2 separate regions of the Homo sapiens genome follow, and region 1 is linked to region 2. A link is a loop called in an ENCODE intact Hi-C map of the cell type or tissue named here. Cell type or tissue: uterus. All regions are shown on one strand. Each heading gives the region's core, and the rest is flanking DNA. Links, peaks and the distances in the headings are about the cores only. Region 1 holds the start of SERPING1 (serpin family G member 1). Region 2 overlaps YPEL4 (yippee like 4).

The links. Peaks named below come from ENCODE experiments on the same cell type or tissue, not always from the same donor. Only the 100,000 strongest peaks of a DNase experiment are listed, where the experiment ranks them.
Region 1: a loop joins it to region 2, with 2.3 times the contacts of the local background. A loop is called at or near these places in 18 of 110 quality-filtered maps.

What each region holds. Positions count from the first base shown.
Region 1 is chr11:57,588,058-57,600,129 of GRCh38, reverse strand. SERPING1 (serpin family G member 1) reads right to left here and starts at 2,445. Exons shown (of 8, transcript NM_000062.3): 1 at 2,408-2,445; 2 at 1,809-1,881; 3 at 1-251. The coding sequence starts at 1,859. In uterus, for the core only: no CTCF peak of the experiment used is centred there; DNase peaks (open chromatin) are centred at 1,189, 1,999 and 2,489; H3K4me3 peaks cover 2,923 bases; H3K27ac peaks cover 4,000 bases.
Region 2 is chr11:57,642,584-57,646,895 of GRCh38, reverse strand. YPEL4 (yippee like 4) reads left to right here. Exons shown (of 5, transcript NM_145008.3): 3 at 102-145; 4 at 491-599; 5 at 826-1,809. The coding sequence ends at 915. All of the region lies in intron 1 of MIR130AHG (MIR130A host gene), which reads right to left. Among named protein-coding and RNA genes, the nearest start is that of MIR130A, 3.5 kb to the right of the region's middle. RefSeq lists an enhancer at 3,127-3,626. In uterus, for the core only: a CTCF peak has its summit at 1,929 (motif pointing right); DNase peaks (open chromatin) are centred at 23, 979, 1,617, 1,915 and 1 weaker place; H3K27ac peaks cover 2,751 bases.

The sequences.
Region 1 (12,072 bases), core at 1-4,000, 47 kb after region 2:
TGGATGGTGGGTTGGGTGGTGGGCTCTGTGGTGGGTTGTGTGGTGGGTTCATCAGTGGTATTAGCTGTTATTTTGGTGGCTGAATTGGTTGTTGAGTTGGTTGTCGGCAAGCTGGAAACCTCCAGGATGGGTTCAACGAATAGCATCTTGGAGATAACTGTTGTTGCGACCTTCCCTTCGCCTCTGTCTTGCAAACTCTCTGGATCCTGGGAGCTGGAGCTGGTAGCATTTGGATTTGAGGAGGCTCTATCCTGTGGTTCAAGAAACTGAGTTTCATTTTTTTCTTACTACGAGGCACAGTCCTCTAAAATACTCAAAGCAGGAAGAGAAGGTGTGGATGTGGAAAATGTCCTGTACAAGAGAGTAATTTCTGACAGTGCGGCAGATGAGCAATCTGTCTTAGAACCACCACCACTAATTCCTCAGAGAAGGGGCAATACAGGGTGAGGGTGGGGGTGCACAGGAATGTGCTCTGCAGAAGATGAGGGATAGTCAGGGACTCTGTAATCTCTGACCAATTACTGCCCTGTAGGAAGTTGTTTTCCAAACAGTGAAGCTGAGTGTTGTCATTTATCTATGTTCTTGCAATTTCCTGTAAATATCTACCTGTTTGACTCACTTGCTTGGCTAGTACAGACATTTGAACTTGTGCTCCTTGATTTAGAACAGTAAATTTTTAAACTGTGGGTTGCAACCCATTAGTGGGTGTGGAAAAACAGTACACATTAGGAAGGGAACGAAGAAAGGGAAGGAGGAAAGAAGGGAGGCAGGAAGGGAGGGAGAGAGAAGTAGTATAGGCCAGCGGCTCTGAAACAATTTTGACTCCCAGGGGATATTTGGCAATGTCCAGAGACATTTTTGGTTGTCACAGGGAGACAGCAGGGAAGATGCTACCGGAATCTAGTGCGTAGAGGCTAGAGATATACTGCAAAACATCCTAAAATGCGCAGGGTAGCCCCTCAGCAATGAATTATCCAGCCCCAATGTCAACAGATCCTCCACTGAGAAACCACGCATTAGCTCCATTTCACAGGTAGAGAAACTCATACCGACACATATTAACTAGTCCAGGGTCTCACAGAAATGGGAGAAACAGCTAGGGGTCAAAACAAGGTCTCTGATTCCAAACTCCCTGCTCATAACTACATCATCTGCTGAGTATGTGATACCAACTTGCGCGTGCACACACACACACACGCACATACACACACCCCTACCTACCTTTCTCCTGGGATCCTGCACTTCTTAGCCTTATTTCTAGTCCATGACCTCCCAGACCACTGGGACCTCTCACTGCTATTGACCCCCACCCAGACCCACGTATGTTTGCTACCATTCTTCCCTGTCTTCACAGGCCCTAGCCTGGGACCACCGTCTGTGTCACAGCAGCCAAACCTCTCCTCCCCACAGCTCTTTTCTACAACAAACTCTTGCTTTGATATCACAAAATGCTTCCCATCTCCTTGCCCTATGTGATCCTCCTGCCAAGCCTGCTTGGTGGACAGGGTGGGATCTGTTTATTCAACATTTTATAAATCAGGAGGAGTAGGCTGAGAAAAGTGACGTCCTCAGGACCACGCTGCGCAGCTCCTACATGGCCCGCCAAGATTAGAACTTGCATCTGTCTGAGTCCTGAGCTCTTTCCACCATCTACGAGTGCGTGTGCAAGGATCACACTCAATGATCCCAAGAGGAGCTCTCCTCATTCCCCGGAGCCTGAAGGGTTAATCCTCAGCCACCGCCCGCACCCCGCACCATCCCGCCTCCCGTCTCCACCCCCGTCCCCCATCCCACAAGGGACCACATACCCCAGCCAGCAGCAGCAGCAGGAGGGTCAGCAGGGTCAGCCTGGAGGCCATCTGGGCGGCGACGTCAGCGGACCTGCGGAGCCAGCCAGCCTCGGAGCCAGCTCCCACCCTGGGAGCCCAGGGGCCCCCACCCCGCCCGGGGCCCGCCCCCATTCCGTCTCAGGCCCCAGTCCCTCTTAGCGAATTCCCTCCTCCTCCCTCCTGGGGCCACCTTCTCCCTGGCTCCTCCCTCTGTTTTGTTTTCCCCAAACCGCTTCCCTTTCCCGGCACCGGCTGGCCCTTCCTCTCCCCGTGGGCCCGGGTCTCTGTCCATCTGTTCAGTCGGAGGGGAGGTGGTGGGAGGGGGAGGGGGTCCTGCTTTAACCAAACAATGAGGCCAGAGGCGTGGGGGAGGGGAGGTCCTGGGGGGCTGAGCACAACAGGCCTGAGGCGGGAGGGGCTGGGGTAGGAGGAGGCAGAAGTCCCAGGTGGAAGCAAGCCTATAGAGACCCCCGAGATCAAGGCGGGCAGGAAGGCGGGGGTGAGGAGACCCCCTCCCTAGACCTCTTCACTCCATGCTTTCCACCCTACTCCCCACCCCTGCCCAGCACCAAACCTACTCCAAACTTCTGGTCACCAGGCAGCTCCAGTGCAGACTGAGTAGAGAGTCCCCCAGGGTCAGGGAGGGTGGGGTGCGGGGGGGGCAGTCTTAGCTATTGGCTGGCCCGGGACACTGCCCAGTTACAAATTAAGGAAGATTGATCGCTGGTGTGAGTTCCTGTAAATCAGGATGGGACGGAATGGGACTGACCGCTTGGTCTTCTTTGTGGGCCAGGCCAGGAATTTAGCCCAAATCCCCTGGTAGGTGGGGTGAACGGGGAAGCTTGGGTGCAGTTCTCAGCTTTACACAACCAAAGCTTCCCCCGCGTCTTCATGAGTAACAATAAAAACAGCATGTACACAAAATGTGCTCCGCAGTTTTTAAAGGAATGAACTTTTTGGAAATTGCTCACCTCCGTTATTCCTCAAAGTAACCCTTTGTGCCCCATTGTACCCATTTGATAGTTAAGATACTGAGCCTTAGAGCAGTGAAATGTCGGGCCCTGATCACCCTCATTTGGAGAAGTATTCTGAAGCCTAATCCCTGCTCCCATCTCCCCTGTGCCCTGTAGGTGTTCTGCCATTTTTGCTCGTAGAGACCCATAATCAGTAGTTCTTTGTATAACAGACAACGGATGTGAGGCACCCAGCTCAACAAGCATTCAACCTAATTAAAAAAAAAAAAAAAAAAAAAGCTAGCCGGGCACGGTGGCTCACGCCTGTAATCCCAGCACTTTGGGAGGCCGAGGTGGGTGGATCACTTGAGGTCAGGAGTTTGAGACCACTCTGGCCAATATGGGGAAACCCCGTTTCCGCTAAAAGTACAAAAATTAGCTGGGCAGTGCAGGCGCGCACATGTAGTCCCAGCTACTAGGGAGGCTGAGGCACAATCACTTGAATCTGGGAGGCAGAGGTTGCAGTGAGCTGAAATTGCACCACTGCACTCCAGCCTGGGTGACAGAGCAAGACTGTCTCAAAAAACAAATAACTAACTAAATAAATATTTAAAAACTTGAAAGCTGGGGTGTATGTGTTTGCGACTAGGGCTCCACAATAGACCTGGCTGGCTGTGTGAGCCAGCAAGTTGCTTTCCCCCTTGACGTCTGGCTGTCCTCGAAATCTGGCTGTCCTCGACATCTAGCTGTCCTCTCAGCATTGCCAGATAAAACACACGAAGTAGGCAGGCCTGGGGGTTCATACCTGTAATCCCAGCCTTTTAGGAGACTGAGGCAGGAGGATCCCTTGAGCCCAGGAGTTCAAGGCTGCAGTTAGCATTGATCATGCCACTGCACTCCAGCCTGGGCAACAGAGTAAGACACTTGCTGTCTCTAAAAAAAAAAAAAAAAACTTACATTGGGATATACTTATGGTAAAAATGCTTACATTGGAATATACTTATGGTAAAATAAATTTTGTTGTCATTGTTGTGTATCTGAAATTCAAATATAATTGGCATTTTGTATTTTTGCTAAATCTGATAACTCTGCCTCATCTGCAAAACAAACAGGTTGTCTCTGATGACCTAATATAGCTATCATGTTCTATCGTCATCTCACTGCAGGCCTATCCTCTGGCTGTGTTTGGAGCATTCAGGAAAGTTTGCTGCTAGCACCAGAACTGCTACTCTAAGGGACTGACCAAGGACAGAAACAGGAGAATATTTGTGTGTCTCCTCGGGGGTCCTTGGACAAGACCCAGAAAGAGTCTTCCCCAGCTTTGTGCTTTATTCTCTGAAGCCACTTGGGAACCTCCTAAACCATGGGAAAGTTATATAACATCAGAGCCATCGTTTGAACAGCTGCACACAAAACAACGTTTCTCCATCCCCAGTGCTCAAGCTGGTGGGCTCAAAGGGACTATGAGCTTGTGGATTCTGGGAAATGGGTCAGCCAAAGGAAAAGAAGGTGGTGGAAAGCAACCTAATTCACTGAGTGCTCACCATGCATTTACATTCATCCTCTCACTAATTCTCATCACCTATGAAGTAGGTGCTATATTAATCCCATCTTAAACAAGTTAAAATGAGGCTCAGAGAAATTAATTGATCTACCTAATATCACAAAGCCAGTAAGTGACAGAGCCAGGATGTGGACCAGGTCTGTTTGACCCAACAGTTCTTTATTAACCCTTACAAATTATTGACACACACCAGGGGCTAACCTGAAGCAGACAGCAAAGGGAATATTCTGGGTACAGCTGCAAGAGTACGATGCTTTGTGGGCCAAAGTTCCAGGGTGAAAAAGCCCCAGTGGAGAGGTTTTCCCAGCTTGTGGGTCTACCTCCTTCAGCCATCTATAATAGCTCTCTGGCCAAAGCCATTCCTGCACTCTGCACATTTAAATGATGTCTGCTTTGTGAAGTCTCCCCTGCCTGCTGAAGCTGGAGCTGAAACTGACTTAATCAGGATGTTTGCGGAATTTCTCCCTAGTGTGGATGTTGAGATATTCAATCAGTGTAAGGTTGTGAATTCAGTTCTCTTCCCACTGGGAGCAGGTCTAGGATTTCTCTGTAACAAGGACCTTTCCTTCTGGTGACTGAGGAGAGTTGAACCCACAGAATCCCTCTTCCCTCATGTTGTAGGTGCACATGGCTTCTCTCGCCTGTGAATTTCCTGATGTTGAATGAGGTACAAGTTCTCACTAAAGCTCTTCCTGTACTCAGAGCATTTTTATCAGGTTTTTTCCTAGTTGAGTCCTCTAATACTGAAGGTACAAGTTGCTGTAGCTGAACTCTCTCACATTATAGAGTGTGAAAAACTAAACACCTTTAGTTTTCCTTCTTAAGAGAAATTTTTCGGCTGGGCATGGTGGCTCATGCCTGTAATCCAGCACTTTGGGAGGCTGAGGTGGGCAGATCACTTGAGGTCAGGAGTTCGAGGTCAACCTGGCCAACATAGCAAAACCCCATCTCTACTAAAAATACAAAAATTAGCCAGGCATGCTGGTGCACGACTGTAGTACCAGCTACTTGGGAGGCTGAGGTGGGGGGATTGCTTGAACCCAGGAGGTGGAGGTTGCAGTGGGCCGAGATTGCGCCACTGCACTCCAGCCTGGGCAACAGAGTGAGACTGTCTCAAAAAAAAAGAAAAGAAAAGAAAAAAAGAAAAATTATCCAAAACTTGGAAACAGGGCAAAAGAATTCTGAGAAATCAGGGTCACTCCGTTCTTGGGACACAGAAAATGGTTGGAGGGACTATTTTCTCAACTCTCCCACAGATAGTACACAACTAGCACCACTCTAGTTTCAGAGGAGAGAAGTTGATTGATTATCAACAAATAATGCGCTGGGCAAATTAGGGCTCAGTCCTTTCTTTGGAATCTTGGTTGAGAAATGCTATTCTAGAGGAATAGAATTTTCTCTTTCTTATTTTTCTAGATTAGGGCTCAGAGTCTGTAATGTCAGATGTTGACCTGTCAAAAATGGATAAGATGCAAAGGGTTTTTGTCTGGTAGAGATGTGAATGAGATGATAATGATAACCCCAAAGGTAATGGTCTTGATGCAGGGCAGGTGAGCCCCAAAGTGGGGCTTAGCTGGTAAGCGTTCTTAGCTTTGCCCAGGAAAGAATTCAAGGGCAAGCCGGAGGTAGAAGAAAACAGTTTTTTTGAAGAGGCAGTGTTACAGCTCAGTGACTGCTCCTGCAAAGGAGGGGTACTCTGTAGGCAGAGAGTAGCAGTAGCTCAGGGCAGTTTTGCAGTCATATTTATACCCACTTTCCATTACATGCAGATTAAAAAGCAGTTTAAAGCCGGGCGCGGTGGTTCCTGCCTGTAATCCCAGCACTTTGGGAGGATAAGTTGGGTGAATCACCTGAGATCAGGAGTTTGAGACCAGGCTGGCCAACACAGTGAAGCCCCCTCTCTACTAAAAATACAAAAAATTAGCTGGCGTGCTGGCAGGCTTCTGTAATCCCAGCTATTCGGGAGGCTGAGACAGTAGAATCTCTTGAACCTGGAAGGTGGAGGTTGCAGTGAGCCGAGATCGCACCGTTGCATTCCAGTCTGGGCCACAAGAGCTAATCTCTGTCTCAAAAAACAAAACAAAACAAAACAACAACAACAAAACAAAACAAGAAGCAGTTTATGCAGAAATTTCTAGGGAAGGGAAAAGAACTTTTGGATCATCAGGTCATTGCCATGGAAAGAGGCAGTGACTCCCAGGTGTTTCCATGGCAATGGTAAACTGACATGGCGGACTGGCTGGCAAATCTTATGGAAAACTGCTTCTGCCCTGGCCCTGTTTTAGCTAGTCCTCAATCTGGTTGGTATCTGAGCCCCACCTCGGGAGTTGAGTCCTACCTCCTATTTCAGTCTTGTTGGCCTGCAGGGCAATAGCCAGTTTTGTAGGTAACTTAGCTGTGTTATTCCAGCACACACACACACACACACACACACACACACACACACACACCAGTTTCTCAAATCATTCTTTGAACCAACTTTGTCATCCTGACAGTTATCTTGTGAAGGTTCTCACTGTGTATTTGTGTGAGAATGACAGTTCTACCATTTTGAGAATTATGTTGTGGCACACCCTTTACGTGGGGCTGTTGATGCTTTGTAAGTAAGAACGGACCACAGGCTGAACTTTGTCCCTTATTTCCTACAAATACAGTAGTCCTCTCCGGAGAAGGGCACAGGTTTGGCAGCCATGAGTGAGGGAGCTGTGGGGGTTCCTGCTCCCACTGTATCCCCACCTTCTTCACTGATTCCCTTTCTCACCAGCCCTGACTCATTCACATGGGCTGTTTCCTGCCCAGCTCTCCAGGGACTGGACCTTCCCAGGAACCTCACTAGAGAGTCCTCATGCACAGTACCCTTCCACTAACGACCCTCTTCTCTTCCTCTTCCCTTCAGTCTTTAACTGGTATGAGGAGGTGGATGGGGATCAGAGATGAAGACAGAGATGAGATCCAAATAAGTGTTGAGACACAAAATCCCCAAACCTCAGGCTCACACCCTATTTGCAGATCCTGGCAGGCCGAGGAATACAAAGCTTCTTCGAGTAGAATAGAAACATTTGATGAGTCCTCATAGATATTCTAAATTGGTCCATTCAATCATTTTTCTAAGGATCTTTAAAATTATTCTTTTCCTGGGTGCAGTGGCTCATGCCTGTAATCCCAGCACTTTGGGAGGCTGAGACAGGGGGATTGTTTGAGCCCAGGAGTTTGAGAGCAGCCTGGACAACATGGTAAAACCCCGTTTCCACAAAAAATAAAAAAAATTAGCCAGGCTTGGTGGCTCATGCCTGCAGTCCCAGCTACTCAAGAGGCTGAGGTGGGAGGATTGCTTGAGCCTAGGAGTTCGAGGCTGGAGTGAGCCGTGATCACACCACTGCACTCCAGCCTGGGCGACAGAACAAGACCCTGTCTAAAAAAAAATTAAATGATTCTTTCAAAGTTATTGCTACAAAGTCATATACGTGCTTTGTAAAACTTTTCTGGCTGGGCGTGGTGGCTCACGCCTGTAATCCCAGCACTTTGGGAGACCCAAGTGGATGGATCACCTGAGGTCAGGAGTTCAAGACCAGCCTGGCCAACATGGTGAAACCCCGTCTCTACCAAAAATACAAAAATTAGGTGGACATGGTGGCACATGCCTGTAATCCCAACTACTCGGGAGGCTGAGGCAGGAGAATCGCTTGAACCCAGGAGGTGGAGTTTGCAGTGAGCCGAGATCGTGCCATTGCACTCCAGCCTGGGCAACAAGAGCAAAACTCTGTCTAACAAAACAAAACAAAACAAAACAAAACGTTTCTAACAATTCAGACACTTACAAAATTAAAAGTTACCACAGACAAAACTGCTGTTAATAATTCTGAGTGTATGCTTTTATATTTGCCTATTTATAAAATCATATCTACTTCATCTCTCCCCACACACATAATTATTACTCTTCCATAATTTCTTTTCTTTTTTTTGAGACGGGAGTCTTGCTCTGTCACCCAGGCTGGAGTGCAGTGGCCCTATCTCGGCTCACTGCAAGCGCTGTCTCCAGGGTTCACGCCATTCTCCTGCCTCAGCCTCCCGAGTAGCTGGGACTGCAGTCGCCCGCCACCACTCCCGGCTAATTTCTTTTGTGTTTTTAGTAGAGAGGGGGTTTCACCGTGTTAGCCAGGATGGGTCTCGATCTCCTGACCTCGTGATCCACCCGCCTCGGCCTCCAAAAGTGCTGGGATTACAGGCATGAGCCACTGTGCCTGGCCTAATTTCTTTTCTTAATAAAGTAGCATGGGCATTGTTCCATGTCACTGCAGGCAGCTCTATCTCATTCTTTCTTACAGCCGCACGGTATTCCATTGTATGGATGTATTACAAACTATTTCTTTGATCTCACCCTGAGAGAGACATTTGGATTGATTCCCAAACCAATCCCCTTAACTACATGCCGGTTCCAGAAGTTTCCCTCTCACTTACTATCTTTTCCACTTCTTGCACAGCAGCGTACCTGCTTTCTCTGCTACCTTTCTATTTCTAGCCTTTGTTTCCAATTCTCCGTTGCCAGCTCTGTAGATGGAAGCGCTAGGTTTGGACTGTTGACTCAGCTGTGAATTTGGCTCCATTCAGATTGTGGCCCCTTGCTTTGACCTGCTGTTTCTGCTTCCATGCACCTCTCCTGAGGGTAAAAATGCCTGCTCCACTTCCAGAAAAGCCAAAATTCACCTTGCGTTCCTCAATGCCTGTTGAGAAACAGGGAGCCACCCTCCTTGTTCTGCCCAACTTGAACATGAAGCCCCATGGTCACTTCTCCAGTTACAGACTTTTCTTTTCTTTTCTTTTCTTTTTTTTGGAGACAGAGTCTTGCTCTGTTGCCCAGGCTGGAGTGCAGTGGCATGATCTCGGCTCACTGCAAGCTCCGCCTCCCAGGTTCACGCCATTCTCCTGCCTCAGCCTCACAAGTAGCTGGGACTACAGGTGTCTGCCACCACGCCCAGCTAATTTTTTTTTTTTTTTGTATATTTAGTAGAGATGGGGTTTCACGTGTTAGCAGAGATAGAAACCCTGTCTCTACTAAAAATACAAAATTAGCTGGGTGTGGTGGTGCATGCCTGTAATCCCAGCTACTTGAGAGGCTGAGGCGGGAGAATTACTTGAACCAGGGAGGTAGAGGTTGAGCCTGGGCAACAAGAGCAAAACTCTGTCTCAAAAACAACAACAACAAAAAATTGTGACGGCACCATGTTTAAGTTCTGATATTCAGTAGACCAAGTCCTCACATTTTATTCTTCTTCAAGAAGATCTCTGCTATTCTTGATCCCTGAATTTCCATATATACTTAGAATCAGCTTACCAGGCTCCACAAAATAAAAGGGAAAAATATGTTGGGATTTTGACTGGTATTACCTTACATCTATAGATCATTTTGGGAGTGAATTGACATCTTTATAACAGTAAGTCTTCTAATCCATGAACATGTTATAGCTTTCCAACTATTTGGCTCTTCCTTAATGTTTCTCTGCTGGGATTACAGGTGGGAGCCACCACGCCTGGCCTGTTTCTCAATATACTTGTTGATATGTTTAGGCTTTGTGTCCCCACCCAAATCTCATCTTGAATTGTAATCCTCATAAACCCCATGTGTCAAAGGAGAGACCAAGTGGAAGCAATTGAATCATGGGGGCAGTTTCCCACATGCTGTTCTCTTGATAGTGAGTGAGTTCTCACGAGATCTGATGGTTTTATAAGGGGCTCTTCCCTCTTTGCTCAGCACTTCTTCCTGCCACCTTGTGAAGAGGGTTTCTTGCTTCCCCTTCACCTTCTGCCATGATTGTAAGTCTCCTGAGGCCTCCCCAGCCATGCACAACTGTGAGTCAACTAAACCTCTTTCCTTTCGAAATTACCCAGTCTTGAGCAGTTCTTTATAGCAGTGTGAAAACAGACTAATACAGTTATATAGTTTGCTCTGAAGACGTATTCCACCTATTTCTGTTTATTTCCAGGATCTTGATTTTTTTTTTCTGCTATTGAACACAGTGCATGTTTTAGTTCAATCTATGTCATTAAAAAATCATTTTTGTGGCAGGGCACGGTGGCTCATGCCTGTAATCCCAGACCTTTGGGAGGCTGAGGCAGGCAGATCACGAGGTCAGGAGTTTGAGACTAGCCTGGCCAACATGGTGAAACCCTGTTTCTACTAAAAATACAAAAATTAGCCAGACATGGTGGTGTGTGCCTGTAATCCCAGCTACTCAGGAGGCTGAGGAAGGAGAATTGCTTGAACCTGGGAGGCAGAGGTTGCAGTGAGCTGAGATCATGCCACTGCACTCCAGCCTGGGCAACAGAGCAAGACTCTGTCTCGAAAAAAGAAACAATAATTTCTGGGCCTCATTTTCTCTCTCCTTTATGTAACAAGGCCTAGTTTTATCACTGGCCTAAAAGTCTTAGATTTTGTATTTACTTTTCAGTTCCAGGTTCCTTGAACTTGATTGGGTTTAGGTCTTTAATCTTGGGTCCTAATTTGAGCCCTTTATCTCCACCTCAGGTCACTATAGGAGGTGGTAGAAGTTGAAATAGCCTCTCACCCAGAGGGATTAGAGGAGCTTGATCTTTCCCTACATCCAGCCCATCATCAGACCTTTTGGTAGTATCTTCAAAATGTATCCTGAATCCACTCAGTTCTCTCAATCATTGAGGCCATGAACCCAATCTAGCCACAACCATCTCTCACCTGGGCCACTGAATAGCCTCCTGCCTGGTTTCCATGCTTCCACTCTGTCCTTTCCAGATATTCTTCAATCCACAGACAGAATGATAATAACTAATATAATATAATATAATACATGATAATCAATATAAATTGGTTTTCCATGGGAGACCTTTTTTTTTTTTTTTTTGAGACAGGGTCTCGCTCAATTGCCCAGGCTGGAGTGCGGTGGCACAATCTCAGCTCACTGCAACTTCTGCCTCCTGGGTTCAAGCGATTCTCATGCCTCAGCCTCCCAAGTAGCTGGGATTACAGGTGCCCACCACCATGCCAGGATAATTTTTTATTTTTTATTTTTATTTTTTAGTTGAGACGGGGTTGGCCAGGCTGGTCTCACACTCCTGACTTCAGGTGATCCACTCACCTCAGCCTCCCAAACTGCTGGGATTACAGGCGAGCTACCGCACCCAGCCAGGAGACCACTCTTATAAGAAGTCACTTATGAGCCTTTCTCTTCACTCTTGTAATAAAATCTAAACTTTTGACCCTGGCCTACAAGACTAGGTCCAAGCTGACCTCTGCCTCCCTGTCCAACCTCTGCTTGTATTACACAACTCCTCTTATTACATCTAGTGCCTGGCCTTCTGAAAGTTTCTAGAATATCTGTATTAGTCCATTCTCACATTGCTATAAAGAACTACCTGAGACTGGGTAATTTATAAAGAAAAGAGGTTTAACTGACTCACAGTTCCACAGGCTGTACAGGAGGCATTGACTGGGGAGGCCTCAAAAAACTTACAGTCATGGCAGAAGGGCAAAGGGGAGGCAATTGTGTCTCCACATTGCAGCAGGAGAGAGAGCAAGTGAAAGGGGAAGTACTACACACTTTTAAACCATCAGATCTCATAAGAACTCACTCACTATCATGAGAACAGCAAGGGGGAAATCTGCCTCCGTGATCCAATCACCTCTCACCAGGTCCTTCCCCCAACACTGGGGATTATATTCAACAGGAGATTTGGGTGGAGACACAGAGTCAAA
Region 2 (4,312 bases), core at 1-4,000:
AGGCAGCAAAGCTCTTCCTCTCTCCTACACACCCCTGCGGGGATTCAGGCAGTGGGGCTGAAGGCTGCTTGGTAGTCATTGTCTGTCCTATGTCTCCACAGTCCTTCCAAGGGAGCCATGGCCGAGCCTACCTGTTTAACTCCGTGTGAGTCTACCTCTTTCCTTGTGCGTGTGCTTGTGCTTGTGTGTGAGTGAGTAATTTTCCTCTGTGGAGAAAGGGGGGAATCCATCAGGTGATCTTGTGCCTTCAGTCTTTGCCTCCCCTTTTGCAAAGAGGGTCTCAATCTGAAGTTCTCACATGGGGAGCCGGGGGAGAATTGAAATCATAACGGTGGAAAAAGAAGGCCCAGGCTCTAGTCTTAAAGGGGTGGATTATCAAAGGCAGGGGCTGTCCAGTTCTCTCCAGATGGAAGTTCCCTTGGGCTGTCTGGGGACTGGACTGACAGTGCAACCCCACTGGGTGCTGGGTCCTTCCTGTTTCCTGAGACAGGGTCAACGTGGGTTGCGGGCCAGCTGAACAGCGCCTCTTGCTCACGGGGCTCCACTCGGTAGCTGACATTTTCTGTGAGAGCTGCAAAACCACACTGGGCTGGAAATATGTAAGTACCTGAGGAAGAGGGTCACCCTCTAAAGTGGCAGTCCCCATGGCCCTTCAAGCACCAGTGACCATGTCAGGTCCTTCCTTGCATGGTCCAAAGAGGAAAGAAAGAACTAGTCACTGGGTTGGGCTAGGTGGATGACCCTTGGGGTGGGGGCCATACAGGTGACAGTGGGGCCTGGAAGGAAACTGCTTTGTCCTACAATCACTGCTTTCTCCTTCACCAGGAGCAAGCTTTTGAGACGAGCCAGAAGTACAAGGAAGGGAAATACATCATTGAAATGTCACACATGGTGAAGGACAACGGCTGGGACTGAGGGGCTCAGGCAGGGTGTGCCCTTCCTCCGCATGCCCCTCCCTCCCCACGGCCCTGCCAAGCAGTCTATACCAGCATGAGTACTGCCCCACCCCTGGGGGAAACCTGGCTCCAACCAACCCCTCCCCTGCCTCCACCATATCCACTACCAGGCACCCTTTAGAACAGGGGTCTGGGGGTACCCCAGGGGTGTTAAGGCTCAGGAGTGGGCAGCAGTCAGGGAGAGACAGAACTGGGGGAAAGGGATGGTTGTGGGTCTTTCTGTTCCCAAGATCCTGAACATGGAAGCGATGGCAGGGCATAGACTCAGGCAGAGAGGATTGTGGGAGGAATCCGTTTTTGCTCCACCTCTTTTTGAGTGAACAGAGGACAAACCTTGGGTCACAGGGCAAGTAGATCATGGACCACAGAACAGCAGATGAGAAAAGACTTGGGTTGGAGTGAAATTCTGGTCTCAGACACCAGGAGACCAGAGTCTCTGAGGATGAAGTTTCCTACCCCTATTTGTAGGGAAAAGGACTTGAGTGCAGGGAAAACTCAAATCCCAGGCCCTGGGAAATAGTAAAATAATCAAAGGGTTTTCCATTTCACTCCACTTGTTAGTTTATCTTGGCACTGAAGAGGCACTTTCGAGTATCTAACTTTTGCCATTGGGTGGGGTGGGGACAGCTGCTCGCGGAACAGCCCCTAGTCGGCTGCTTCCAGAGTAAGCAGTCTTTATGGGCTTTCTCTGAGGCCCAGTCACTGCTCCTGGGACCCAGTCCCCTGGAGGGGAGGTGGAAAATCAGTGCTACGGGGCCAGTCTTTCCCGTGGCTGCCACCAGCGAATGAAACTTTTGTATGATACATAAAGTGCTTGAGTCTATTTTTAATAAAAAGGGAAAAAGCAACTTGAGGCAACCTGTCCTCTGACTTTCTTTCCCTGTGCATGTACCCATAAACTGTCCCCGTCACACACACACACCCCCACCCACCCGGGCCTGTCCCTTTATACCACTAGGGGGCAGCAGTTGCCCTGTCTATGGCAAGACTACTGCTTGAGCTTTTACCGGGGAATAAGCGTTCAGGTGAAGTTTTGCCTTAGTAAGAGGGGTGGGTTTTGTTAGCTACTCGGCGAGAGCATCCAAAACCGCTTGTGTCTGCTGGCACCCCTGACAGTAAGTCCATTTTGCCTAGATCCAGGATCGGGCTCTGAAAGAGGCTCATCTCAGAATAAGGATTTTCTTGAGTCCCGTGGCTTTTCAGCCTGGTTCTGTAATGCTCTGGTCAGTTCATGGGCACACTTAAGGCTAAAAGGAAAATCAGTCAGCCAAAGTGCTGCTCTGGCAGTTGATGGGAAGTGAAACAAAATAGCTCAAAAATTAGGCCGGGCGCGATGGCTCACGCCTGCAGTTCCAGCACTTTGAGAGGCCGAGGCTGGTGGATCACCTGATGTCAGGAGTTTGAGACCAGCCTGACCAACATGGCAAAACCCCGTCTCTACTAAAAATTCAAAAATTAGCCAGGCATGATGGCACGTGCCTGTAATCCCAGCTACTTGGGAGGCTGAGGCAGGAGAATCACTTGAACCCAGGAGGCAGAGGTTGCAGTGAGCCAAGATCGTGCTGCTGCACTCCAGCCTGGCGACAGGGCAAGACTCCGTCTCAAAAAAAAAAAAAAAAAAAAAAAAAAAAAGCTCAAAATCGCAACATCAATGCCACCATATGACCCAAGGGACATTTTATTGGCAGTGGTATGAAATCCCTACTGTTGTTGGGTGCCCAACAGTTACAGGGGAGACCATATACATCATAAAGATCATTTTTTGGTAAGCTATAATATTCTTTCCAGATTCATTCATTAATATTCCAAATATTTATAAAGCATCTATTACTTGCCAGGCATTGTGTTAAGCACTAGATGTTAAGCACATGGTGAAGATAAGGCAGCTGTGACCTGACTTCCTGGAGCTTTCTGTCCAGTAGGAGATGCAATAACCAGGAAATCCCAGTAGAAGATGATAATAAGGGATCTAAGCAGGGACGTGGAGGAAGCTTGGGAGCTCATAGGAAAGGAACTCAGCTTAGATGTAAGGAGTCAAGGAAGGCTTCACAAAAGCGATGACTACGATGGCATTTGAAAGATAAGAAGTTAGGTAGGCAAAGGCAAAAGTGATGGAAGTATTTCAGACAGAGTATGTGTCAAGTAACTTAAGTTTAGTTAATTGAAGGAAATAAAAGTTGCTTGTGGGCTGAAAGCAGTGGCTCACGCCTTAATTCCAGCACTTTAGGAAGCCAAGGCTGGAGGCTTGCTTGAGGCCAAACTTTGAGGTTAGCCTGGGCAATATAGCAAGATCTTGTCTCAAAAAAAAAAAAGCCATACCTGCACCTGTAGTCTCGACTACTCAGGAGGCTGAGCAGGAGGATCACTTGAGCCCAGGAGGCTGAGGTTGCAGTGAGCCATGATCACGCCACTGCACTCCAGCCTGGGCTGGAGCAAAACTTTGTCTCCTTAAAAAGTGGGTGAGAGGACATGAAAGGAAAGAGAAGCAGGAGCCATAAACTATTTAGGGAATCTAGATTTAATCCCAATGGTATTAGGGAAATATGGGAAAATTATTGTTTTTTAGAGTGGAGTGGCAGTATCAAATGGCTATTTGTGCCCAGACAAGAGGCTCAAATAGAAGTTTTAATAGACTGGAGAAAGTAAGGAACATATGGTAGGGTGCGGTGGCTCACACCCGTAATCCCAGCACTTTGGGAGGCTGAGGTGGGCGATCACTTGAGGCCAAGAGTTTCAGACCAGCTTGGACAACAAAAATTAGCCAGGCATGGTGGTGCACGCCTGTAATCCCAGCTACTCAGGAGGTTGAGGCAGGAGAATCACTTGAACCTGGTAGGCAGAGGTTGCAGTGGGCCGAGATCGCGCCACTGCACTCCAGCCTGGGCGACAGTGAGATTCTGTCTTAAAAAAAAAAAAAAAAGGGAAATAAAGCTAACTGTACTATCTCAAATACTGTTGTTGTGATCAGAATGGAGAGGCTGTCTGGGCAGGAGAAAGGAGGACTAGAACTGGAAGGCACAGAAGTAAAAGGGCAAGGGAAAAAGGCAAGCCATGGAGAGATGTCCAACATCCCTCAACTAAGGCCTCAGGGGAGTCTGACCCATCTTTCAGTTTCTACATGCCTCATGATGCCAAGATCCCTCTCAGGGTCCAGCAGAGGACCTCAAAACCCTATTCCTCTTGGACCCATTTCTTGCACCAAAGTTTAGGGAAGATTTCTCAAGTCCCAAACTCTGCTGTTGAAAACCAGGCACAAACTAGCTGCCTTCTTCACTTGATCTTAGCCAAAAGACCAGGAATACTAGCTGCCTTCTTAAAGAAGCTCCCCAAATATTCCTCTCATTCAATTTATTTTA